4 separate regions of the Homo sapiens genome follow, and regions 2, 3 and 4 are each linked to region 1. A link is an interaction called in ENCODE POLR2A ChIA-PET data of the cell type or tissue named here. Cell type or tissue: MCF 10A. All regions are shown on one strand. Links, peaks and the distances in the headings refer to the core of each region. The heading gives the core; the rest is flanking DNA.

The links. ChIA-PET counts read pairs that join two places held together with the same protein. Peaks named below come from ENCODE experiments on the same cell type or tissue, not always from the same donor. Only the 100,000 strongest peaks of a DNase experiment are listed, where the experiment ranks them.
Region 2: POLR2A ChIA-PET joins it to region 1 with 50 read pairs; 10 of 35 experiments call an interaction of 5 or more read pairs at or near these places.
Region 3: POLR2A ChIA-PET joins it to region 1 with 13 read pairs; 2 of 35 experiments call an interaction of 5 or more read pairs at or near these places.
Region 4: POLR2A ChIA-PET joins it to region 1 with 14 read pairs; 2 of 35 experiments call an interaction of 5 or more read pairs at or near these places.

Annotation. Positions count from the first base shown.
Region 1 is chr3:48,596,067-48,601,165 of GRCh38, reverse strand. It overlaps UQCRC1 (ubiquinol-cytochrome c reductase core protein 1), which reads left to right. Exons shown (of 13, transcript NM_003365.3): 8 at 48-191; 9 at 326-486; 10 at 599-684; 11 at 1,015-1,103; 12 at 1,456-1,531; 13 at 1,974-2,164. The coding sequence ends at 2,038. Among named protein-coding and RNA genes, the nearest start is that of COL7A1, 3.3 kb to the right of the region's middle. RefSeq lists an enhancer at 1-134. In MCF 10A, for the core only: no CTCF peak of the experiment used is centred there; DNase peaks (open chromatin) are centred at 1,915, 2,285 and 2,665.
Region 2 is chr3:48,660,308-48,667,762 of GRCh38, reverse strand. CELSR3 (cadherin EGF LAG seven-pass G-type receptor 3) reads left to right here and starts at 4,877. Exons shown (of 35, transcript NM_001407.3): 1 at 4,877-7,455. The coding sequence starts at 5,129. LINC02585 (long intergenic non-protein coding RNA 2585) reads right to left here and starts at 3,995. Exons shown (of 3, transcript NR_111921.1): 1 at 3,950-3,995; 2 at 2,041-2,122. RefSeq lists enhancers at 2,471-3,055, 3,422-3,491, 3,552-3,911, 4,226-4,811, 4,682-4,871 and 2 more. In MCF 10A, for the core only: a CTCF peak has its summit at 3,517 (motif pointing right); DNase peaks (open chromatin) are centred at 3,612, 4,012 and 4,742.
Region 3 is chr3:48,707,715-48,711,714 of GRCh38, reverse strand. The region is part of intron 1 of IP6K2 (inositol hexakisphosphate kinase 2); the gene reads left to right. Among named protein-coding and RNA genes, the nearest start is that of IP6K2, 7.5 kb to the left of the region's middle. In MCF 10A, for the core only: no CTCF peak of the experiment used is centred there; DNase peaks (open chromatin) are centred at 2,484 and 2,934.
Region 4 is chr3:48,428,480-48,435,934 of GRCh38, reverse strand. It overlaps CCDC51 (coiled-coil domain containing 51), which reads left to right. Exons shown (of 4, transcript NM_001256964.2): 2 at 799-1,118; 3 at 2,064-2,228; 4 at 2,769-3,762. The coding sequence starts at 807. The coding sequence ends at 3,527. PLXNB1 (plexin B1) reads left to right here and starts at 5,849. Exons shown (of 38, transcript NM_001130082.3): 1 at 5,849-5,927. RefSeq lists enhancers at 310-1,152, 3,183-3,232, 2,349-3,548, 4,902-5,895 and silencers at 6,136-6,735, 6,816-6,895. In MCF 10A, for the core only: a CTCF peak has its summit at 2,821; DNase peaks (open chromatin) are centred at 1,954, 2,964 and 3,244.

The DNA of each region.
Region 1 (5,099 bases), core at 1-4,000:
CCCCTGGCAGTCTGGCTGTTCCTCAGCCTTGTCATGTACTGTTTCAGATCCGCCACCGTGATGATGCTCTACCTTTTGCCCACGTGGCCATTGCAGTAGAGGGTCCTGGCTGGGCCAGCCCGGACAATGTGGCCTTGCAAGTGGCCAATGCCATCATCGGCCACTATGACTGCACTTATGGTGGTGGCGTGGTGAGTGCCAGCGCGAGCATGGGACCTCGCCTTCAGGGAAGAGAGGGTGCTGGGGCTGTGTGCTCCTGTGCGTGGGGGTCACAGTGTGCGTTGAAGACAAGAGGGTGGGTGCTGACCACCTATCCCCCTGGCAGCACCTGTCCAGCCCACTGGCTTCAGGTGCTGTGGCCAACAAGCTATGCCAGAGTTTCCAGACCTTCAGCATCTGCTATGCAGAGACGGGCTTGCTGGGTGCACACTTTGTCTGTGACCGAATGAAAATCGATGACATGATGTTCGTCCTGCAAGGGCAGTGGTAAGTGGCAGCCTGGTATTCCTAGGTGGGATGGCGGCTTTAACCAGCACAGTGGGAGGCTGAGAGATGACACACTGGCTCAGAATGAATACCACCCACCCCCCCACTTTAGGATGCGCCTGTGTACCAGTGCCACGGAGAGTGAGGTGGCCCGGGGCAAAAACATCCTCAGAAATGCCCTGGTATCTCATCTAGATGGTGAGTCCTACAGCTCAGCGGGGAGGGGTAGAGTACATCTTGCCAGCGACAGCACCAAGGTGGCCACTGCTCCTAACTAACCAAGGTTAGAAAGGAAAACTTTGAAGACCACGCCATGCCCCATCACCCCACCCTTGGAGATGCAGGCAGGTGTGAGACAGGTCCACAGCCCATCACTGCCATAATAGGTGACCATAGAAGAGAGGGCTGTGATCTGAGTCAGCATGAGGTCAGGGAGGTCCTTGTCAACCTGAGGCTGGAGATTGTTTGTGTACCTGTGGGTCCAGGATTGGGCTGGGTGGACCTCTGAGCCTTCTCTCACCCTTAAAGGCACTACTCCTGTGTGTGAGGACATCGGACGCAGCCTCCTGACCTATGGCCGCCGCATCCCCCTGGCTGAATGGGAAAGCCGGATTGCGGTAACATGGACCCCTGGGAGAGGTTCTGGAGTCTTGGCCTGGCAGACACCTGGGAGGTGTAGGGTTGGGGCCTGGCATAGCGCAGCCTGCTCCTATAGGCATCCCTGGTGTCCTAGGCAGCTGTCACCTGCAGGGGTAGCATAGTGGGAGGGCAGGGCATAGGTGCTGATGGCTGTGGAGATGGGCGGGGCCCATGGAGGTCTATAGCAGGGATCCCTTCTGCCTTTCCTCTTTTGGGCTGGGGACAGCTGCATGCTGCCTGTGGGAGATCTCTGCTAGTTGGATGATGCTGACTGGCTGAGGTGGTGGCCAGGTGCCCGTTAGCCAGTATGCCCTCTGCCTCACCCTGCAGGAGGTGGATGCCAGTGTGGTACGTGAGATCTGCTCCAAGTACATCTATGACCAGTGCCCAGCAGTGGCTGGATATGGTAAGTGGCCTAGGGGGTCTGCTCTTTGTTTATTTCCTCAGGCCGTTCTCTTGGCCTCCCCTTCCACCTCTGCTCCCGCACTGCTGCTCAGCTTACAGAGCAGCCAGTTAAGGCCCCAAGCAGCTCTCCCCAGTCCCCTGGCTGCCAGGGAGTTCTTGCTCAGAAAACCTGTCCCAGCAGTTCCTTGACTGCCTGCCAAGGTGCCTTCATCAATACCCTGCACCCGTCAGGTAACGGGCACCTCCATGTGGGGTGGGGCTTCAAGGGCCAGAACATGAAGGGACAGGCTCAGCACCCCTGGGGGAATGTTCTCTCCTCTCTTTCCACTCAAAGCCTGTCTTGTGCTGCTCTGGGCAGCATCTCCGAGCTGGGTGCGGCACAGGGCCAGGTGTCCCTGTGCAGGCCAGGTACCCCACCCTGACGCTCCACCCTATCCCCACAGGCCCCATTGAGCAGCTCCCAGACTACAACCGGATCCGTAGCGGCATGTTCTGGCTGCGCTTCTAGGCGGGAAGCCTATGTAAGCAAGAGGGCAGGGCCGGGGTTTGTGGTCCCCCCCCCACCACAAACACAGCACTTCGGCTCCTCTAACCTGTGCCACAGGTGACCACCAATAAAATCCTCTGCTGAGAAGTGTGTCATCCCTCTTTTGGCATTGGCATGGAGTCCATGGGGCAGTAGATGGGGAGCAAGGACTTCCCTCTAGTTCTGTGGCTCCTGGATCCTCCTGCCTTCCCACAGGCTGATGTGTCCTCAGCCAGGGGCAAGCGTGGGGGTTGCAGCTGAGGCCGGAAGTCTTTGATGCCTACAGGGAGCTGAGCCCAGATGTTTCCACTCAGCCACTTAGGGGAGTTCCTCAGCCAGCTGGTCCCAAGATTGGGCTGTGGGAGTCCATAGGAAGTGTAAACCCAGCCTTTGCCCCTGTAGGAGTCCCAGCCTGGAATCCCTGCAGGCTCAGGTGGGAAACCCCTCACTGTGGACCTTGTGCCAAGTCACCCCCTGGTGGTCCCTGGTGGACCAGAAGGGGCCAAGGGGTGTCTCCAAGGATGCCTCTTGTGTGTGTTTACTCTGCATTCTGGGAGGAGGATAGCCTGGGGCATAGTGTTCTCATTTGGTTTCTAACTGCTGCCTGGACAAGCAGGGCAGGAATCCTTTGCCTCCGCTGACTCAGGCTCCAAGAATAGCCCTGAGCTCAGTGGGGCCCGAGCCCCCTCCCTCTACTACATTTGTCCCAGGCAAGTCCAGAGCTGCTGGCCTGACAATCCCCTCCCCATTTTCCTGAGGCAGCCAGGACCTGGTACAGCTCTTAGCTACCTAGTCCCTCTGTTATCTCTTTTGGCTCTGGTCCCCATGGTGGGTGCGCAGGTAGGCTGCTCCTCCTGCACCCCCCAGTGCTTCCACAGTCAGGTTCTCTGGGATCCCAGGGGGAAGTTGAAAGCGAGGGGCCCAATTTTCCTTTGAGGAAGTCGCTGCCTGGCAGTCACAAGCAGGGTGCTGGGACAAGGTCTTTTAGAAGATGGCTGTTCAGAAGTCCCCCCAGCATCGTAGCTTGGAAGTAGCCCAAGGAACCCTTGTATCACTATCACCCTGCCCCACTGCCTTTCCCTCACCATTGGTTGCCATACGTTGCCAATTCGGAGACATTTGTTAAGCACCTTCTACGGCCCGGGACTGGGGCATTGCGCAGATCATTCTACTTTGTGAACGGCTGGAGAGAAGATGCTGGGCAGCGCAGAACCCTGACAGGCCCAACCCTGGGTGCTCATGGAGGTGCAACACCCAGGCAGGGGAACAAGTGCCAAGTCTGTTGTCAAGTTTGAGCTCCTGGAGGATGGGGCTTCATTTCTAAGCCCAGCCTGGCCCTTAGAGGCTACAGGTGTGCTGGACACGAGAGCTTGAGTTGCTGGGAGTGGTCTGGTTCTAAGGGACCTTGCGTACCAAGCCAGGGACTCTGGTCTTTACCCTGGAGCCATGCTGGGGAGGTGTGTTGGAGGTTACTGTGAAGAGAAGTGACTTGGTCAGAGTTGAGATTCAGCATGGGGACTCTCAGGCCATATTTCTGTATCAGTCTTGGTGAGCTGTGCTGTGGCAGAACAGAGGTCATGGCCACACGAACTGGAGCCAGCTGTAGGGGACACAAAGAGGACTACATTCCCAGCAGGGCTGGGAGACGCGGAGGCACGAGTGGGTTGGAGGAGGGTAATCTTCCATAGTCCAGTGAGGAGTTTGGTGGTGTCCAGGGTACAGTGGGATGTGTGGGGCTGGGACCTGATAAAGAGGCCCTGGTTGGAAACAGATGGGGTGAGGTAGTGACTGAGGCCAGGGAAGGAAATGTTCAGGGAAAGCTTGGGAGGGAGAAGGATGTGCTCTGGGGGCTCCACCGCCCTGATGGGGTTGCAGGTAGGCACTGGCCTCGGGCTGTGCCCTAGGCTGTGTTCCTCCCAGGAGGCCAGAGCTGGGGCTTCAGAGGGCCACACTCCTGCTCGTGAGTCTCATAGAAGCTCCAGACGTGGAGTCATTCCAACCTTACTCCTACCTTCTCAACAGCCTCTCCCAGCACCCTTTGAGAGACCCTCTCACAGCAGCCTGTCCTTTCTTTTGGAGGCACCTCAATTCTGATGAGGTTTGCCTGAGCACCCACCCTCCCAGCTGGGCCTCCTGTCTCCCCTAAGACTGGCCCACGTGTGCACATATGTCTGTACCGTACTGTCCATGCCACTGGCCTGCTCTTGCCCGCCCTGGCTGCACGGGAGGAGGTGACAGTCTTAGGGGGAAGGGGCTGCCTGTGTGATAACATACCTGGTTCTCTGCAGCCCCCCACCTGGAGCACACCTTGCAGGGATGGGGGGTCCTGGGACATGGCTGAGGAGACCCTGACCTTGGAATAAGGTCATAGCACTATGCCCCAGGATAGTTTGGGGGGTCAGTAATAAGGGATAGAGCCCCAGCCTTCCTTGGGCAATAGGAAAGCAGGCAGCATGGATGGTCTTCACTGCCTCCAGCTCTGGCCACACCAGAGTCCTCGGGCTGTGGAGGAGTCCAGCCAGTGCTGTCCCCATATCTCCCTGTGGATCCCAGGGGAGGCTGTGGGGCCGGGCATATTAGAAGGGGCCCAGCAGCCTTGGTGAGTATAGATGTGCTTTCTGGGCTGCCCAGAGTTATTCAGGATTAGCAGGAAAAAAAGGGGGAGCAGGACCCAGATGGGGGCCTGCCCTTCTTAGCAGTGCCTCTCTGCCTTAGTGTCACCCATCTAATGGAGAGATATGCATATACAGAGCCCCACCTCCTTCGGACAGTGGCCCTGGCGTGGTGTGTGTTGGAGGACTGTCCACAGCCTCAGAAGCGAAGCTGGGGGAGGGTGTGAAGTCAGCCTGGGTAAGGGGACAGGAGTAAGGTAGGGGGCAGTTATGAAGCTGGAAGCTACAGGTACCATGAGGGCAGTGAGGAAAGGAGGAAGGGGCCCAAGGGGACCTCGGCCTGGTAGGGGAGATGGGTGGCAGGGACCTACAAGAAAAGTAGATGGAAGGAGAGGATGCCTGTGGGTGAGGACATGTAGGTAGGGGGACCT
Region 2 (7,455 bases), core at 1,530-5,529, 65 kb before region 1:
GGCACCTTTATAATATTGACTTTTCCAATATTGGAACAATTTTTCACTTTATTTATGTCTTTATTTCTCATTTTTTTTACTTTTTTTTTTTTTTTTTTTTTCAGATAGCGTCTGGCTGTGTTGTCCAGGCTGGAGTGCAATGGCATGATCTTGGCTCACTGCAACCTCTGTGTCCCAGGTTCAGGCACTTCTGCCTCATCCTCCAGAGTAGCTGGGATTGCAGGTGCACAACAGCATGCCCAGCTAATTTTTTTTTTTTTTTTTGAAACGGAGTCTCGCTCTGTTACCCAGGCTGGAGTGCAGTGGCGCAATTTAGGCTCACTGCAAGCTGCACCTCCCAGGTTCACGCCATTCTGCTACCTCAGCCTCCCGAGTAGCTGGGACTACGGGCGCCCGCCATCAGGCCCGGCTAATTTTTTTTTGTATTTTTAGTAGAGACAGGGTTTCACCGTGTTAGCCAGGATGGTCTCGATCTCCTGACCTCATGATCCGCCCGCCTCAGCCTCCCAAAGTGCTGGGATTACAGGTGTGAGCCACTGCACCTGGCCAAGCTAATTTTTTTGTATTTTTAGTAGAGATGAGGTTTCACCATGTTGGCCGGACTGATCTCTAACTCCTGACCTCAAATGATCCACCCACCTTGGCCCTCCAAAGTGCTGAGATTTCAGGCATGAGCCACCAATGCCAGGCCTATGTCTTTATTTCCCTCAATAATGTTTTATAGTTTTTTTGTATGTGTGTATGTAGTCTTTGCACATCTTTCATTAGGTTTATTCCTCAGCATTTGATATTACTTGATGCTATTGTAAACATCATTGTTTTTAAGAAAAAAAATTTTTTTTTCTCGTTCACTGCAACCTCTGCCTCCCAGGTTCAAGTGATTCTCCTGCCTCAGCCTCCTCAGTAGCTGGGACTACAGGTGCCCACCACCACGCCCGGCTAATTTCTGTATTTTTAGTAGAGACGGGATTTCACCATGTTGGCCAAACTGGTCTCAAACTCCTGACCTCAGGTGATCTGCCCGCCTTGGCCACCCAAAGTGCTGGGATTACAGGCTTGAGCCAACATGCCCAGGCAAGAAATTTATTTTCTAACTGTTGGTGACATATAGAAATTGCAACTGATTTTTATATATTGATCTTGTGTCCAACAACTTTGCTGAACTCATTCTAACAACTTACCTATAGGTTCCTTTGAAATTTTTACATATACAATCCTACTGCTTGTGAATTAGTTTTTTTTCCCTTCCAATCTTCATAACTTATTATTTTTCTTGCCCTACTGCACTGGATAGGCCCTCCGATATAATACTGAGGCTTGTGGTCATGAATATAAAATGAGACCAATTAGCACGGTTGTTTGTTTTTCTCCAGCAATGTTCTGCTGCGCTAGAGGCAAACAATACGTAAATAGTCTATTTTAACGGGGTTAGATTTTAGCCCAGCAAGTTTGTCTAAGAAGAACAGGGCAGGCCGGGCACAATGGCTCATGCCTGTAATCCCAGCACTTTGGGAGGCCGAGGCGGGAGCATCACAAGGTCAGGAGATCGAGACCAGCCTGGCTAACACGGTGAAACGCCGTCTCTACTAAAAATACAAAAAAAAAAATTAGCTGGGCATGGTGGTGGACGCCTGTAGTCCCAGCTACTCGGGAGGCTGAGTCAGGAGAATGGTGTGAACCTGGGAGGCAGAGCTTGCAGTGAGCCGAGATCGCGCCACTGCACTCCAGCCTGGGCGACAGAGCAAGGCTCTGTCTCAAAAAAAAAAAAAAAAAGAAAAAGAAAAAGAACAGGGCAGGGAGTTTCCGTGGCACTGAACTCTATAAGGCTAATGACACAGGTCAATAGCTGAGGTGATGAACAATGGACTCGAGATCTCAGTGAGGTCAAAGAACTGCTGGATAATTGAGCTGGACAGGTTGGCCAGGTCTTCCCCTGGAAAGGTACACCTGGCTGGGAGTAGACAAACACAGGGTGGGGTGGAAAAGGCAGGAGAAGGAAAGGCTGAGAAGTGTTAGTGGCAGTATCTGCCACACCCTTACCCTGGTCTTCTGATCGCTCCATCTGCCGCCCAGCAGCCTCAAATCCAGGTCTCTGGGTCCTGGGTGGACCTCTAGTTGGGAGCTGATAAGAGAAGGAGGATAGGCTGGGCACGGTGCCTCATGCCGGTAATCCCAGCACTTTGGGAGGCTGAGGCGGGCAGATCACTAGAGGTCAGGAGTTTGATACCAGCCTGGCCAACATGGTGAAGCCCCATCACATGGTGAAGCCCCATCACACCACTTCACTCCAGCCTGGGTGACAGAGTGAAACTCCATCTCAAAAAAAAAAAAAAAAAAAAAAAATGAGGTTAAACCACATAGGGGTCTTATTAGGAGGCAAGGGCAAGATTTGGAGGTGGAGAGAAGAACTACCACCACTATCACTAACATCTGGTTTTTGTTTTTTTTTTTTTACCGGGAGTGCATTAGGAGCTGCCAATGGGGCTGGGGCATAGAGGTGAGTGCAGATTGAGGGAGAGGGGCTCCACAGAACAGCCACAAAGGGAGGATGACAGTGGGATGACACACAGCAGGCAGCAACATGGAGAGTGATCCGCAATCAATCTCACTACTCAGAAGTGAGGAGCTTTGCTCTCCAAAAGGAGTGTTAGCTGGGACCAGCGCCAGCCCTATTGGTGAGAGGGCAGGGCTTGATTTCCCTCAGCCATAGTCCCTTTATGTCTCTGCACATTTGCCCACACAGTCTCCAAGACCTAGGATGCCCACCCCCAATCCCTATCCCTCCCTGCCCTTCCTTTGCAGATGCGGATCTCCCCTTGGTCATTCAAGGCACTGCTCAGGCATCTTATGCAAGAAGGCGTCCCAGGTTGCGAAGGTGACTCAGACGCCTCCTTTGGGACTCCAACACCCTTCCCCGGCAGAGCCCCTGCCTGTCTGCCTCCGTGGTGTCAGGTTTTGTGCCCTCTACTCACTAGATTGTGGACACAGAAAGCGCTGGTGCTGTCAAAACCACTTCTGGGTTGCCGGGCGCGGTGGCTCACACCTATAATCCCAGCACTTTGGGAGGCCAAGATGGGCGGATTGCTTGAGCCCAGGAGTTCAAGACTAATCTGGCCTACATGGTGAGACCCTGTCTCTATAAAAAATGCAAAAATTAGCCAAGTGTGATGACATGTACCCGTAGTCCCAGCTACTCGGGAGGCTGAGGTGAGAGAATCGCCTGGGGAGTTCGAGGCTACGGTGAGCTGTGATCACCACTGCACTCCGAAAGAGTGAGACCTTGTCTCTAAATAGATAAATAAAACTACTTTGGGGGACTCGCTCCTCCAGCCCCTGCACCGATTGGCTCCCATTCAAAGGAGTTCAGCCCTAAGTGCCTCTGCAGATCTTCCACCCCCACTCACAAACCCGTAGGAACCCCGGCCGTGTATCAGGCCCAGAGCTCTGATCCTGGGGAGGTCCTCAGATTCGTAGACAGGAGAGGGAACAACTGGACACCTGTTGCCTGACCTTGGTAGCCACAAGGGGCGCTCGGGAGGTGGAACCCGCAGAAGCCCCGCCTCCCGGAAGCGGAGCAGTCAAGGGGCGAAAGGATGCGCCGACTGATTGGTTGATGGTGATGTCATAGGGACCGTTCGGGGCGGGCCAGAGGCCTTGGCCAGGAGTTCCTCGCCTGTTAGAACCAGGATCCACCCCATCGCGGGAGCCGCACCCTGTGGAGCGTTCTGGGGTCCCGGCCCTGACCTCTTCCTGGGCTTCGGGATGCCCGCGTCCTCTGCACCCGGCGCTGCAGCTCGTTATCGATTCCGCCTTTGGAGGCCGGTCCGTATAGTGTACCTCCCGGACTCTCTCACGGTTAGCCGGCAACCCGCGGAGCCCCCTCCCCCATGCGATGAGTCCGCCGTGAGGGGCGGGGCCTCCCATTGTGCCAATAGAAACAATGACTGACCGATTGGAGTGCTCCGCGTTCACCCCTCGCCTCCGCTCCTCTCGTGACGTCTGTTGCGCCAGGTCCACCCATTGGCCTGGCGAGACCGGCGCGTGCCAGGAGTTACGCAGGGAGAGCTGGAATGCACCGAGGGTGGGGGGAGGACTGAGTTTCTGTGTCAGTCCCTTCAAGGGGTTAAGGCATGCGGTCGTGACGGACGAGGGGCGGGGACCCGAAGAAGCGGGGCCCGCAGCCATGGGGCAACGCCGGGCTCCACGTGGCATCCCAGAGCACTCGGGACTCGCAGCCTGGGAGGGGGTGCAGCCTCCAGTGAAGGGGCCCCGAGCCCGGGAGACTGCTGGGGACCAGCAAGGCAGGGAAGAATTTGGCCTCTGCTCCCGCCTCGGGAGGGTCATCTCTGGTCCCTGCTCCGCAGGGGCGATCCAAACAAGCAGGTGGTCGCGACATGTTTCATAAAACTAGCTGATGGGATAGTTAAAGCTATTGTTCGGGGTGCTGGCACCCCAGACCCCTCTCCAGCCATCGTCCCCTCTACCCCAGGATTTCACACAGTACCCCCTCCCAGAGCTATGAGAACGCTCATGGGCACCAAAATTTCAGACCAAAATCCGGGACACGGTTCAGAACTAGTGGTCAGGAAGGGGGAACAAGAGATCTGGAAGGACAGAAAAAGGCTGGGAGACGGAGCTGGGACAGCGCCCTAGAAGGAGGGAGGTGGGTGAAGGCGGCGACCGAAAGTGGGGAGGGCGGACCCAACGACGGCGAACCTTCGCGCTCTGTTCAGCACCAGGAGCAACGCTCACGTCCTCAATAAAGATGGCGGCAACATCTTCGGTCCTCAGAGCTGCCATGCGCGATGGGTTGTACCACCGTGTTTCGGGCGCCGGGGCAGAGGTGGAGCGAACCATCGGGGCGGCCGGGAGCCATGTTGGAGCGGCGGGAGGCGGCAGCAGCGTCGGGGATGCTGTGGTGGGGGCGGAAAAAGCCAGGGCCGCACGCCGGAGGGGCTCCGGCCGCGGAGTAGATGGTGCCCAGAGGGCGGCGGGGGTGCGGAGAGACAGGCGGAGGGGCGGGGGCCCGGGGCGGCGGCAGGGGCCCGGGAGGGGGCCCGAGCGGCGGGGCCAGCCCAAGGCCCGGACCGGGGCGGGGGGCGGTGGAGGCCGTGCAGGGAGGCGGGGGATGATGGCGAGGCGGCCGCCGTGGCGGGGCCTCGGGGGACGGTCGACCCCCATACTCCTGCTCCTTCTCCTCTCTTTGTTCCCCCTCAGCCAGGAGGAGCTGGGGGGCGGTGGGCACCAGGGCTGGGACCCAGGCTTAGCTGCCACTACGGGGCCAAGGGCGCATATCGGTGGCGGAGCCTTAGCTCTTTGTCCGGAGTCTTCCGGGGTCCGGGAGGATGGGGGGCCTGGCCTGGGGGTCAGGGAGCCTATCTTCGTGGGGCTCCGAGGGAGAAGGCAAAGCGCCCGGAATAGTCGAGGGCCCCCTGAGCAGCCGAATGAGGAGCTGGGGATTGAACACGGCGTCCAGCCATTGGGCAGCCGCGAACGAGAGACAGGACAGGGACCAGGGTCTGTGTTATACTGGCGCCCAGAGGTCTCCTCTTGCGGGCGGACAGGACCTTTGCAAAGAGGTAGTCTGTCACCAGGGGCTCTGTCCTCAGGGGTCCCGGGCTCGGGGAACAGCTCGCCCCTCCCTTCAGACTTTTTGATTCGGCACCACGGTCCCAAGCCGGTGTCCTCCCAGCGGAACGCTGGGACAGGCTCCCGCAAAAGAGTGGGCACCGCGCGCTGCTGTGGGGAATTATGGGCAACAGGGAGCAAGGGTCAGGGCGAGAGAGCCACGACATCCGGAGCAGAAAGGACAGCCCCCCGGCGGAACTGTCTTCCAGGGGCCTCGGGATCTGGCCCCGAGCTGGATTCAGCACCACGCACGGCGAGGACAGCTCCTGCATCAGGTTCAGCACCCCGCGAGTCTCGGACAGCTCCCGAGCCGGCGCCCAAGCGCATGCGCTCCCGGGGTCTCTTCCGCTGCCGCTTCCTCCCGCAGCGCCCCGGGCCGCGTCCCCCGGGACTCCCGGCCCGTCCTGAAGCCAGGAAAGTAACCTCGGCGAACCGGGCACGCTTTCGTCGCGCCGCAAACCGCCACCCGCAGTTTCCGCAGTACAACTACCAGACGCTGGTGCCGGAGAATGAGGCAGCAGGCACCGCGGTGCTACGCGTGGTTGCTCAGGACCCGGACGCCGGCGAGGCCGGGCGCCTAGTCTACTCGCTGGCGGCACTCATGAACAGCCGCTCGCTGGAGCTGTTCAGCATCGACCCGCAGAGCGGCCTTATCCGTACGGCGGCAGCTCTGGACCGCGAGAGCATGGAGCGTCACTACCTGCGTGTGACCGCGCAGGACCACGGGTCGCCGCGCCTCTCGGCCACCACGATGGTGGCCGTGACAGTAGCCGACCGCAACGACCACTCGCCGGTTTTTGAGCAAGCGCAGTACCGGGAGACCCTTCGCGAGAATGTGGAGGAGGGCTACCCTATCCTGCAGCTGCGTGCCACTGACGGCGACGCGCCCCCCAACGCCAACCTGCGCTACCGCTTCGTGGGGCCGCCAGCTGCGCGCGCTGCAGCTGCCGCCGCCTTCGAGATTGATCCACGCTCCGGCCTCATCAGCACCAGCGGCCGAGTGGACCGCGAGCACATGGAAAGCTATGAGCTGGTGGTGGAAGCCAGCGACCAGGGCCAGGAACCCGGGCCGCGCTCGGCCACTGTGCGCGTACACATAACTGTGCTAGACGAGAACGACAATGCTCCTCAGTTCAGCGAGAAGCGCTACGTGGCGCAGGTGCGCGAGGATGTGCGCCCCCACACAGTCGTGCTGCGCGTCACGGCCACTGACCGGGACAAGGACGCCAACGGATTGGTGCACTACAACATCATCAGTGGCAATAGCCGTGGACACTTTGCCATCGACAGCCTCACTGGCGAGATCCAGGTGGTGGCACCTCTGGACTTCGAGGCAGAGAGAGAGTATGCCTTGCGCATCAGGGCGCAGGATGCTGGCCGGCCACCGCTGTCCAACAACACGGGCCTGGCCAGCATCCAGGTGGTGGACATCAATGACCACATTCCTATTTTTGTCAGCACGCCCTTCCAAGTTTCTGTCTTGGAAAATGCTCCCTTGGGTCACTCAGTCATCCACATTCAGGCAGTCGATGCAGACCATGGGGAGAATGCCAGATTGGAGTACTCCCTAACTGGTGTGGCACCTGATACTCCTTTTGTGATAAACAGCGCCACTGGCTGGGTCTCTGTGAGTGGTCCCCTGGACCGTGAGTCTGTGGAGCATTACTTCTTTGGTGTGGAGGCTCGAGACCATGGCTCACCCCCACTCTCTGCCTCAGCCAGTGTCACCGTGACTGTGCTGGACGTTAATGACAATCGGCCTGAGTTCACAATGAAGGAGTACCACCTACGACTGAATGAGGATGCAGCTGTGGGCACCAGTGTGGT
Region 3 (4,000 bases), core at 1-4,000, 110 kb before region 1:
TTGCTGAGATTATGATCTTCCTAAATTAGTTAATTCTTATTAAACATTTTCAATTTTTCATCTATTATGAATGGAAGTTTTACCTGTAAGGCAGTAAAAGGTGTCATTCCTTGAACAGTATCTGTTCTTCCAGGCAAGTGCCTCTAAAGGAGAGAGAGCCCAGTTGATTACAAACCCACTACTGAAGGGCTTGGGTTTTTCTTGCTTTGTGTTTGTATCTGAGCATGAGGATAAAAGTGTCTGTCTCTTCCTCAGGTCTTTGGGCTGCCTCTGCCCTTCGTAGATTCTCTGCTGGGCCTTTGGAACTAACACAGCAACTTCCAGGGTCTCATGTTGAAGACTTTATGGGTTAGTCAGAATGCTGCATTTACACTGGGAAGGCCAGAGGAGGACTGTAAATCCAGGATACAAGGTCCTGGGGGATTTGGGAGGGTAGAATTTACAGGGGTGCCAGTTGGCAGCTGACAGGTTTAGATTCTGGGGCTTAAAAACTAATAGATGTGTGGCCTGGTTCAGTGGTTCATGCCCGTAATCCTGGCACTTCAGGAGGCTGAGGTAGGCGGATCATTTAATCCCAGGAGTTCGACACCAGCCTGGGCAACGTGGCGAAACCTTGTCTCTACTAAAAATAACAAAAAATTAGCTCGACATGGTGGCATGTGCCTGTAGTCCCAGCTACTTGGGAGGCTGAGATGGGAGAATTACTTGAACCCAGGAAGGCAAGGCTGCAGTGAGCTGTGATTACACCAACTGCGCTTCAGCCTGGGAGACGTGAGTGAGACCCTGTGTTAAAAAAACAAAAACAAGGCCAGATGCGGTGGCTCACGCCTGTAATCCCAGCACTTTGGGCGGCCGAGGCGGATGGATCACGAGGTCAGGAGATCGAGACCATCCTGGCTAACACGGTGAAACCCTGTCTCTACTAAAAATACAAAAAATTAGCCGGGCGTGGTGGTGGCCACCTGTAGTCCCAGCTGCTCGGAAGGCTGAGGCAAGAGAATGGCGTGAACCCGGGAGGCAGAGCTTGCAGTGAGCCGAGATCCCGCCACTGCACTCCAGCCTGGGCGACAGAGTGAGACTCCGTCTCAAAAAAAAAACTAAACTAATGAACATGAACAGCAGGACTGGGGCAGGTGAGGCCTGGGAAAGGTAAGGGACAGGACCCCTAGGATGATTTATCTCACGCTCAAAGACCGTTTTTACTTTGGAAAATAACTTAAGCTCCTTGTAATGAGCGAGAGAAGAGTAAGATGTTAAAACTGGAAGTACCTTGTTGACCTTCACTGCTGGTCCTGAAATGCAATCTTATTTTTACTTTTTTTAGAGACAGGGTCTCACTCTGTCACCCAGGCTAGAGTGCAGTGGCACAATCTCATAGCTCACAGTAACCTCAACCTTCTGGGCTAAAGTGATCCTCCTGCCTCAGCCTTCTGAGTAGCTAGGACTACAGGCGCATGCCACCAAGCCTGGCTAATTTTTAAAACATTTTTTGTGAAGACAGGGTCTCACTGTGTTGCCCAGGCTGGTCTCAAACTTCTGAGCTCTAGCAATCCTCCCGCCTCAGCTTCCCAAACTGCTGAGATTATAGGTGTGAGCCTCCGTGCCTGGCCTCAAATGCGTGCGATCTTGATTGACTGAATCCACTGCTTTCCTCACAAACTGGGTGATTCTGAAGAGATCAGTGTGACCTTTGCTTTGGAACTGTGAATGCAATTGAACTTGATTTCTGTAACAAAAATTTTAAAATATTTTTCTGGATCTTATTTTGGAGAGCTAACTCAGGACTTCTGAAGCATAATTGGCAGGTGTCTCTTTATTAGGACATAGTGCTGTGACTGGTGCAGTCTTTTTTTTTTAATTAATTAATTTTTTTTTTTTGAGATGGAGTCTCGCTCTCTTGCCCAGGCTGGAGTGCAGTGGTGCGATCTCGGCTCACTGCAAGCTCCGCCTCCTAGGTTCAAGTGATTCTCCTGCCTCAGCCTCCCCAGTAGCTGAGACTACAGGCACCTGCCACCACGCCCGGCTAATTTTTTTATTTTTAGTAGAGACGGGGTTTCACCATGTTAGCCAGGATGGTCTCGATCTCCTGACCTCGTGATCTGCCTGCCTTGGCCTCCCAAAGTGCTGGGATTACAGGCGTGAGCCACCGCGCCCAGCCTGACTGGTGTAGTCTTAAGACTTTTCTCAGAATCGTATCTCATTTTTTTCTGGGCTGGTCTGGAAGAACACTGACTGCACTCAGGCCAAGTGGGTTGGGTGATACAAGCTGCCAGATTGCTGCCACGAACCTGGAGTAGTTTGCAGACCCTTGCGAGGAGTATTTGTCTAAGCGAGATGTTGAAAGGACCCAGAGGAAATTGTCAGAGTTCCCTTGGTCGCAGGAACTAGTGCTGCATAGGGTACACTTTTGTTCCTGCTCCAGCAAATGCAGCACTCAGGTGCTTGCCTGGGCAGGTCCGGGATGCCCTGCCTCTGTGGCTGCCCATTGGGACTGAATCACTGTTGGCATCCCTTATTTCAGAGGATGAATTCATGTGTCATTTGGGTTTGGCAGTGAGCTAAGAGCTAAATGGGGTAAACATTGCCCACTGGCAGGAAACATATAATCTTGTCTGAAGCTAATGGACCGTTACTTTTTTGGTTGTTTGAGACAGTGTCTCGCTCTGTCACCGGGCTGGAGTATGGTGGTACAATCTCTGCTCACTATAACCTTGAGCTTTGCAGCCTCAAGTGATCCCTCCACCTCTGCCTCCCGAGTAGCTGGGACAACAGGCATGTACCACCACACCTGGCTGGTTATTTTTTGTAGAGACAAGGTCTCACTATTTTGCCAGGATTGTTCTCAAACTCCTGGGCTCAAACAGTCATCCTGCCTTGGCCTCCAAAGTGCTAGGATTACACGTGTGTGAGCCACCACACGGGCCCTATGGAACCATTACTTATTGGCATATGAAAGAACCATGACTCAAGGATTGCAAAAATCCCTCATAGATTGAGACCTGTAAGCAATTTTGGCTTTAGTCTGAGAGAGTTGCTTCTCTGTGTTCCTGTTGAGTTAGTTTCTTACAATGTGGTGGGAGACTGGAGACTGAGAATTGTTCTTGAAAAAGGGGTAACTGGCTTTTACAACAGAACTGAAAATTCCTGGTATGTGTATAGAATACATTCAGCTATTTGTAAGAAAATTTGGCCAGTTGACTCATGCCTTGTAATCCTAGCACTTGGAGAGACTAAGGCGGAAGGATCACTTGAGGCCAGGAGTTTGAGGCCAGCCTGGGCAACATAGTGAGCCCCCATCTCAAAATAAAGTTTGATATATTGATAAAGGGGACATATGAGACCTTAGAATCAATCATTGTTTTAGCGAGAAGCTTTTAAAATTGCTTAAATTCTTTATAATTCTAGCAGGTTATTCTGATAAACATATTTCTTTTTTATTATTTATTTATGTATTATTATTATTATTTTTTGAGACAGGGTCTCGCTCTGTCACCCAGGCTGGAGTACAGTCATGTGATCACGGCTCACTGCAGCCTTGACCTCCCAGGCTCCAGTGACCCTTCCATCTCAGCCTCCCAAGTAGCTGGGACCACAGGTATGCGCCATTGCACCTGGCTATTTTTTTTTAATTTTTATTTGGTAGAGACAGGGTGTCCCCATCTTGCCCAGGCTGGTGATACACATATTTCTCGGTAGACTGAAAGTTCCTTCTTCCTGTTCCCTTTACCTTGGAGCCCTCTAGTCTGTCATTCCAGAAACCTGGTCAGACGAGGCAGAGAGATAGGGCAGCTAGTTGTGCTGGTGGTTCTAGAAAGGAGAAGCAGCTGAGAGGCTACTGTGTCCCTTATGGAAAACCTGAGATTTGTCCAGATTTTTGGAACAATCTGCTGTTTTGGGGGAAGAAGCTACATTATTGTATGACTTTCATGTAATCACTCCAGTTAAAATCTGTGGTTTCTTCATTAAAACCAGAATGAGCCTGGGTGCAGTGGCTCACACC
Region 4 (7,455 bases), core at 1,628-5,627, 170 kb after region 1:
TGTTGAGCAATGGCAGGTTGGAGAGGAAAGAGAAAGCTTATGGAAGTCGTGAAGTGTGAGACTGAGAGTTGGTAGCCTGGAAAGTCTGGGGGCGGAGTTGTATGGCGTGAACCTAAGAAAAGTCCTCTGTGGCAAAAACAGTTTTGTTTTGTTTTTTTTTGCCCCTGGAATTATCTTAGAGGAGAGCTGAGAGTTTTCTGTCTTGGGTCACAAATGGCCTGTGTCCTTAGGTCCTTGCACAGAATTGAAACTCTGCTTCCCTTGTGCTGAGGCAGTCCTTGGAGAGTCTGGGGAGTTGGTTTTGAGGCTGTTTTACAGAAATGATCCTGGATCTTAGTCTTCCTGAATTCCCCTGAGTTCCACAACATTGCAGGGAGTATTTATGCGTCTTTGTGGGGCTTTGTCAGCATGTGTACAAGTCTGGTTTAAAAACTGTCTTTGACATCAGAAACCTGGGCACCAGGATTCTCATTCAAGTCACAGCAGAGAGACCTGGAGGATGTAGGGAAGTGGGTAGCAGGGAAGGGTCCGCTTTGTGTGGCATGGTGGCGGGCACTGGAAGGTATGGCATCCTAGAGGCTCGTCCCCAACTGTGTTCCATTGTCCAAGAGCACCCAGAGGAGAGCCTGACCATCCTCTTGCCACAGGGGCCACAGTCTCTGGGCCCAACAGGGTGGTGCTCAGTTTAGATGATTTGAGTGGGGATTAGTCTGTTCAGAACTGTCCCTAGGCCTCAAAACTGACTTATGTCCAGCCTTTCTCAGCTGTGAGCTGACCTGTCTGGCGTCCCCCTCACAGATCTCAGGATGATGGGGCGCAGCCCTGGGTTTGCCATGCAGCACATCGTGGGTGTGCCCCACGTACTGGTTCGGAGGGGCCTCCTTGGAAGGGACCTCTTCATGACCAGGACTCTCTGCAGCCCAGGCCCAAGCCAGCCCGGAGAGAAAAGACCTGAGGAGGTGGCCCTGGGGCTGCACCACCGCCTCCCAGCACTGGGAAGAGCCCTGGGGCACAGCATTCAGCAACGAGCGACCTCCACAGCCAAGACTTGGTGGGACAGATATGAAGAGTTTGTTGGACTCAACGAGGTTCGAGAGGCCCAGGGAAAGGTGACAGAGGTGAGGAGGGGAGCTGGGGTGGCTGGCCCCGCCCTCTGACTTGGGAAATGTGCCAAACCAGTCACGTGGTGCTGGGTAGCCACATCCAGACTTGTGTTTAGCCTCATTTCTCACGTGGAAACCTGGGCTTGATGCTTCTGGGGTGAAGGTCTCCATGTAACTGTGCCACCTACTTTCCCCGAAAACAGTTACTGTGTACCAGTAAGTCCCTGGCCACTAACATCCACTCTGTGAGGCCAGCAAATACTTCCTTTGTGGACCATTTGGGGATTGATGGTGAGAGTTACGTGGGGCTTGCTGCGGTACTGTTACTGTGTGTAATTACAACATCTTTTGTGAAGATAGAGGGCACTAGGAAATGTCACAGTGTGAGGTGGAAAGAGCTGGTGGTGGTTGTCAAGTCCTTTGTGGTGGCAGAAATGCATTCTGTCATCTCTGTTCCCACTCCTGCTTAGGCATGTAGTAGTGTAGCGTGGTGGGAAGAACCTGGGGTTCAGCTGGGACTTTGAGACAAACAGTGCCATCTCTTTCCTTGGAGATTGTGAGCTTGGCTGAGCTGGTGTTTCTGGGTTTATAAACTGGAGGCCACAGCAGTGCCTTTCATGGCATTGTTATAAGGCATAAATAAGGCAACACACGGGAAACAGCCTACCAACACAGGTTTGATGGACACAAATTGTGTGCATTGTTAGCTGTTTTCAAGTTTTTTCAGGGGCATGTTATTTCTGCTTGAATGGCTAAATCTCGTGATTCTGATGGGTGTGGCCCAAGGCTGCACTTTGAGCACCACTGGGTGAGCCAGGATTAGTGTCTAAGGAATTCCGTTTCCACCCTTTGCAGCTCACACCCCAGTGACCTCTTCTGGGAATGCCTTGCTGGGAATGCAGCTGAGCCTGTGTGGGTGTGGAGAGAAGGTGCAGATGGCCTCCGGTTTTCTCTTTGCAGGCTGAGAAAGTGTTCATGGTGGCTCGAGGGCTTGTCCGAGAGGCTCGGGAGGACTTGGAAGTTCACCAGGCCAAGCTGAAGGAGGTGAGGGACCGCTTGGACCGTGTCTCCAGGGAGGACAGTCAGTACTTGGAACTGGCTACTCTCGAGCACAGGATGCTGCAGGTAGGCACCTCAGGAGGCAGCCCTTTCGCACCTGGACAGTGACCCTAGCCTGGCAGATCATGGAGGGGCCGGGTGGGAACCCTGACTGGTCTGTAGTCAGAGGCCTGGTACAGAGGTGAGCCAGAAGCTCCTATGGATGGACAGAACCCCAAGCTTCCAGAGTCTATCCATATACTTTCTTCTGGAGTACTGGGGCCAACTCTTCAGGGCAGCGTAGCCTGGGACTCAGAATGCTGAGGAAGGAGAACTATGGAGGGGCTGGCCTAGGGAGTGCTGGACACTTCCCTTTGTGTAGACATAAGTGCACCTCTGGTCAAACCCAGAACTGCTCAGGTGGGACGATCATGCAACTCACTTTGATCACTCCCAATTCCTTTGCCCTTCTGACCCAGCCAGGTTGGTGCTACCTTCATTCATTCAGCATGGGTCTATGGAACATGTACTCTGCCAGGCACAAGGTAGTGAGCCATCTGCTGGTGGCTATAGCTGCAGGGCCACCTTGTGCCCATGTAATCCAATAACATGGCTTTGCTTCTGCAGGAGGAGAAGAGGCTTCGCACAGCCTATCTGCGTGCAGAAGACTCTGAGCGAGAGAAGTTCTCCCTCTTCTCTGCAGCTGTGCGGGAAAGTCATGAGAAGGAGCGCACAAGGGCTGAGAGGACCAAGAACTGGTCCCTCATTGGCTCAGTCCTGGGGGCCCTGATTGGTGTGGCTGGCTCCACCTATGTGAACCGTGTGCGACTACAGGAGCTGAAGGCTTTACTCCTGGAGGCGCAGAAGGGGCCTGTGAGTCTCCAAGAGGCCATTCGAGAACAGGCGTCTAGCTACTCCCGCCAGCAGAGGGACCTCCACAATCTCATGGTGGACCTGAGGGGCCTGGTACATGCTGCTGGGCCAGGGCAGGACTCTGGGTCACAGGCAGGTAGTCCCCCGACCAGAGACAGAGATGTAGATGTCCTTTCAGCTGCCTTGAAAGAGCAGCTTAGTCATTCCAGGCAAGTCCATTCATGTCTAGAAGGCTTACGAGAGCAGCTTGATGGCCTAGAAAAGACTTGTAGCCAAATGGCTGGGGTGGTTCAGCTTGTAAAGTCTGCAGCACACCCAGGCCTGGTGGAACCAGCAGACGGGGCTATGCCCAGCTTCTTGCTGGAGCAGGGGAGCATGATCTTGGCACTGTCAGACACGGAGCAGAGACTAGAAGCCCAAGTCAACAGGAACACCATCTATAGCACCCTGGTCACCTGTGTGACATTTGTGGCCACACTGCCTGTGCTCTACATGCTATTCAAAGCCAGCTAACCCCTGGCCCCTCCTCCAGAGGGTCTGAGGCAATAGCTGTGAATGTGGATTTAAGTAGAGAATCGTAGCAATGAAGCGAGCCTTTGGGGGCATGTACAACCTCAATCTGAAGGAGCAGTATCTGTGTGGCTCACCAGCAGGCATGCTTCGCTTTGTAGACAAGGTTCATTTACATTAATTATCAAAACTTTGTGCTAATGTCCAATTAAAATATCCTGAGTTTTATTATTTAAAACAATCAGACTGAGTTTTTTTCATTAAGAATCAAGATCCAAGACTTGAAGGTTGGGCCTGGAGTTGGGGTAGTCACCCCCTTTAGTTCCTCTCTCATCTCCTCTCTGTCCTCTTTTCTGAACTGTTATGGATGCACTCCTGAGGCCTAGATTTTCATTTTGGATTTCCTCCAGTTACCTGACTGTCCGGTGTCAGATGGCCTGGGAGTTCCAGTGAGTGGAACCTAGCCTGCTGCCTACTCATTTCGTGACCATGGTTGCTTCCCATCTCCTGGATCACTTTCTCTACCATGTGGGGGAGAACTTCCTGGTTCTAGTACTGGAGGAGTGATCAGAGGAGAGCAGGGAAGGGAGATTGGGAGAATGGTTGATAAATGTTGCTGGGGACATAAGTATAGGGATTGGTGGCCAGTCTGGATCCCTGGTACAGAGATTGCTTTGGGCAGCAGTGGTGTGCCACGGGGGCTGGGTGCACACCCCCACACAGCCCGGGGATATCTTCCACAGGCATAGGCAGAGCTCAGGACACCGGGAGTGTGCATGGAGAGGCAGTGATAGGGAGGGGGGGGTCTCCCACAGGTGGGAGGTGCAGTGGGGCATATGTATGATCTCTTTTCAGAGGGGAACAGTGACCCTTGACCTTGACTAAATGGCCATGGGTGGCCTTGTGTGCCCTGAGTAAACAGGAGCTTTGGGCTGGTATTCAGTCCTGGTGTTGGAGTATTGGAAGTCAGGCACATTCCAGAGAACCCACTCCCCTTTGAGAGCGCAGGGTAGCTATATGCAGGGGGGCCGCAGGTGGGGACTCGTTCACTGGTGCCTGTGCAGAGCTCTCAGAGCCTGTGGAGTCAGGAGTGTTTCCCATAAGGCATACTTTCTTCTTGGAGCCTGTGTTCAGTCTTGGGCAGTGAGCATGGCCCAAATGCCCCCCACCCCAGGTTCTCAGCACCTGGTCCCTCAGTCAATCTATCCTTGGCGAGTAATGGCTCCCCAGAATGGCATGGGATGGAAAGACCCCTGTGCTTAGAGTGTTCACATTCCTTGTAGGGCAGGAGGTAGCGTATCTGTGTACAGATGAAAGGGGTTGTGGGGTTTGGAAGTCCCAGTTTCCTCTGGGGTGAGATAGGTCCTGAAGTGTGTGCTTGGATGAATGGATTTGGGGAGGGAGGGATTCTGTGCATGTGGAGGGGGCTGCTACAAGCTACATAGGCAGGAAAGCCAAAGTGGGTGAGGGACTGGGGCAGACTGTCCTGGCTGGGGTGGTGATGGGTGTGGGGGAGTTGTGCAGAATGATGTCACAGGCCCGGGGTGCCAGGTTGGCAGTCTGAGGTCAGAGGCTAAGGGTGAGGGATCCAGGGAGGGATTGCTATGCTGGTGCAGACAAGGTGCTAAGCACCTGGACTCAGGTGCTGGAAGTGGGAGTGGAGGAAAAGGGGTGACCTGACAGGAGACCCTTGATAGCTGGTGGGAGGTGGGAAGAGGGTGTCTCTAGCTCTAGGGCAGTAGCCAGTGTGGATGACCTGAACCTCCTGATTGAGGCTCCCCTAGCCTGTGGAGGCCTTGGAGGCTTTCAGATGATGCCTGTGACGTTTTTGCCTCCCAGGAAGCTGTGCCAATGGCTTTGAGCCAAAGTCCTCCAAAAGTCCTAATAGGATGGGCCAGGTTCTGGTCCTGAGTTAGCCGTGGGCATGCCAGGGTGTGAAGGGCCCTGCACAGGGTACAAATGGTCCCCAGGAGAGAACCTTTCTGCCAGCGTTTCCTCCCGCAGAAGGCCCAGGTGTTTGCCAGTGAGGGAGCCCAGACTTGCCCAACGCTTCTCAGCTTGGGGTGGGTCCAGGTCTGGGTCCTGGGCTGGGAAGAAAGGAAGGAAGTGAGCCCTTGCTTGTGCGCCTCTGCAGCCCAGGTTCCCTGCCTTCACAGCCCCGCTAGAGGTGGGATCACCCCCACTTACTGGTGAGCAAATAGGCTGGGGGGGGTTGGTGTCAGGTTACATGGTTTAGTTGATGGCGCAAGCCCAGGTCCAAAGCCCATGCTCTTCTCAAACAGCCAGAGGTGGGGGCCGGAAGGAGGGATTGGCTGTTGGGGAGTAGTGGGAGCAGGGGCGGTGAGCAGGGGCGGTGGGCAGGGCCAGGTGCGCAGGGGAGAAACAAGGCGCCTTGGAGTTCAGGTAAAGAAAGTTGGGGAGGATGACCACCGGAGCCGGGTAAGGAAGGGAAAGGGAGCTCCGGGCGCGGGGCGAGGCCGGGCGCTGGCAGAAGAACGGGTCGGGCTGGTGAGGGACTCGGGTGCTACCCGGCTCTGGACGGGCGGGAAGAGGCCGGGACGCTGTTCCACCAGCACCTGCGGGTGCGGAGCGCGACCCCCCGCCTCGGCTCCTGGCAACCAGGAAAGTTCCCAGTTCCGGTTCCAAGGAGGCGAGCAGGTGAGGCCGACGGGGCGGGGCGGCTCTGGCTCCCGGGGTTCACTCCTCACCCCTCCGGGCGACCCGCGTTGCCATGGCGACCGCCGCGGTGCAGCCCGCCCCCGCCCTCCCCCGTGCGGGAGGGGTCGGGTCCCCAGCCCTCGGCCGATGCGGAGCCCGCGGGGCTGGAATGCGGGGTCCCGGGCGGTTCGGGGCCGCGCGCCCGGCTCTCCGGGCTGCTTCCGGCCTGGCCCGGGCGGCGGGCGGGGGGAGGGCAGCCCGGCAGGCGAGGGGGAAGGAGCGGAGACGAGCCCGGCCGACGCGGCTTTGTCTCCTTTGTTCCCGGCGGTGGCAGCGCCGCGCGGGAGGGGCGGGCAGCGGGCGCAGTTTTCCGCCCCTCGGTCTCCGGGTAACAGCTGCGGCTCCGCCAGACCCGGGGAGAGGCCGCTGCGCGCGGAGCCCGAGCCCGGAGCGGCCGACGCCCGCCTCGGCGCGCACATCCCGCGGGGCCCGGCCGGGTGGTGAGTGCGGGGCTCGGGGCCAGGGCGGCGAGGAACGGGGCTCCCGAGGTGGAACGGGCCGGGGCCCCGATCCCGCCGGGCAGGGGCGGCCTGGGTGAGTGGTGGGCGGCTTTGGTTTTGAGAGTTGGGACCACACTTCTCCGCGCGAAGGGAAACTCTGGCGACTCCGCCTGGAACGCGATTGGGAGACTGAGGAGGTGGAGCTGCTCCTCCGCGCCCCCTCCTCGCCGTCGCCGCCGGGGACCGGCCGGCCCCTTCCCCGCCCTCCCAGGGCCAGTGATGGGGTCCTCGCCTCGGGGTCTGGGGGTTGGGGAGGGTCAAGGACGAGCCGAGTGGGGAGGTCGGGGCTTCCCCTCAGTAGTAACAGCCCTTTCTGGCTGCTCCCGGTGGGACTGACAAAGGCGGACCTCGAGCCTCCTGACCCCCGGGCGGGTGGGGGGGACCCTCCTCTCCACACACAGACATATTAAGTGGGTGATCGATGAGCGCCTTGGGTCATCGCAGGTGCCTGGTAAATGGTGGATCTCCCCACCCCTCCTCAACACACAGAAAACAGGGCGGGCAGCGGGCACCACTGCACTGTCAATGAATAACTCACCTCTGTAGTGAACCCTGGGAGCTGAGCAGGAGGGTGAAACGGGAAGGCCGGTTTCCCACTAACTGGCAGGCAAGGCAAATGTGGGCTGTCCTATGGCCCCTCTGCAGGTGCGGAATGGCGGGGTTTGTGAGCCCCTTTTGTTGTCGAGGACAGCTCCACGGGGGTCCGGGAGGTG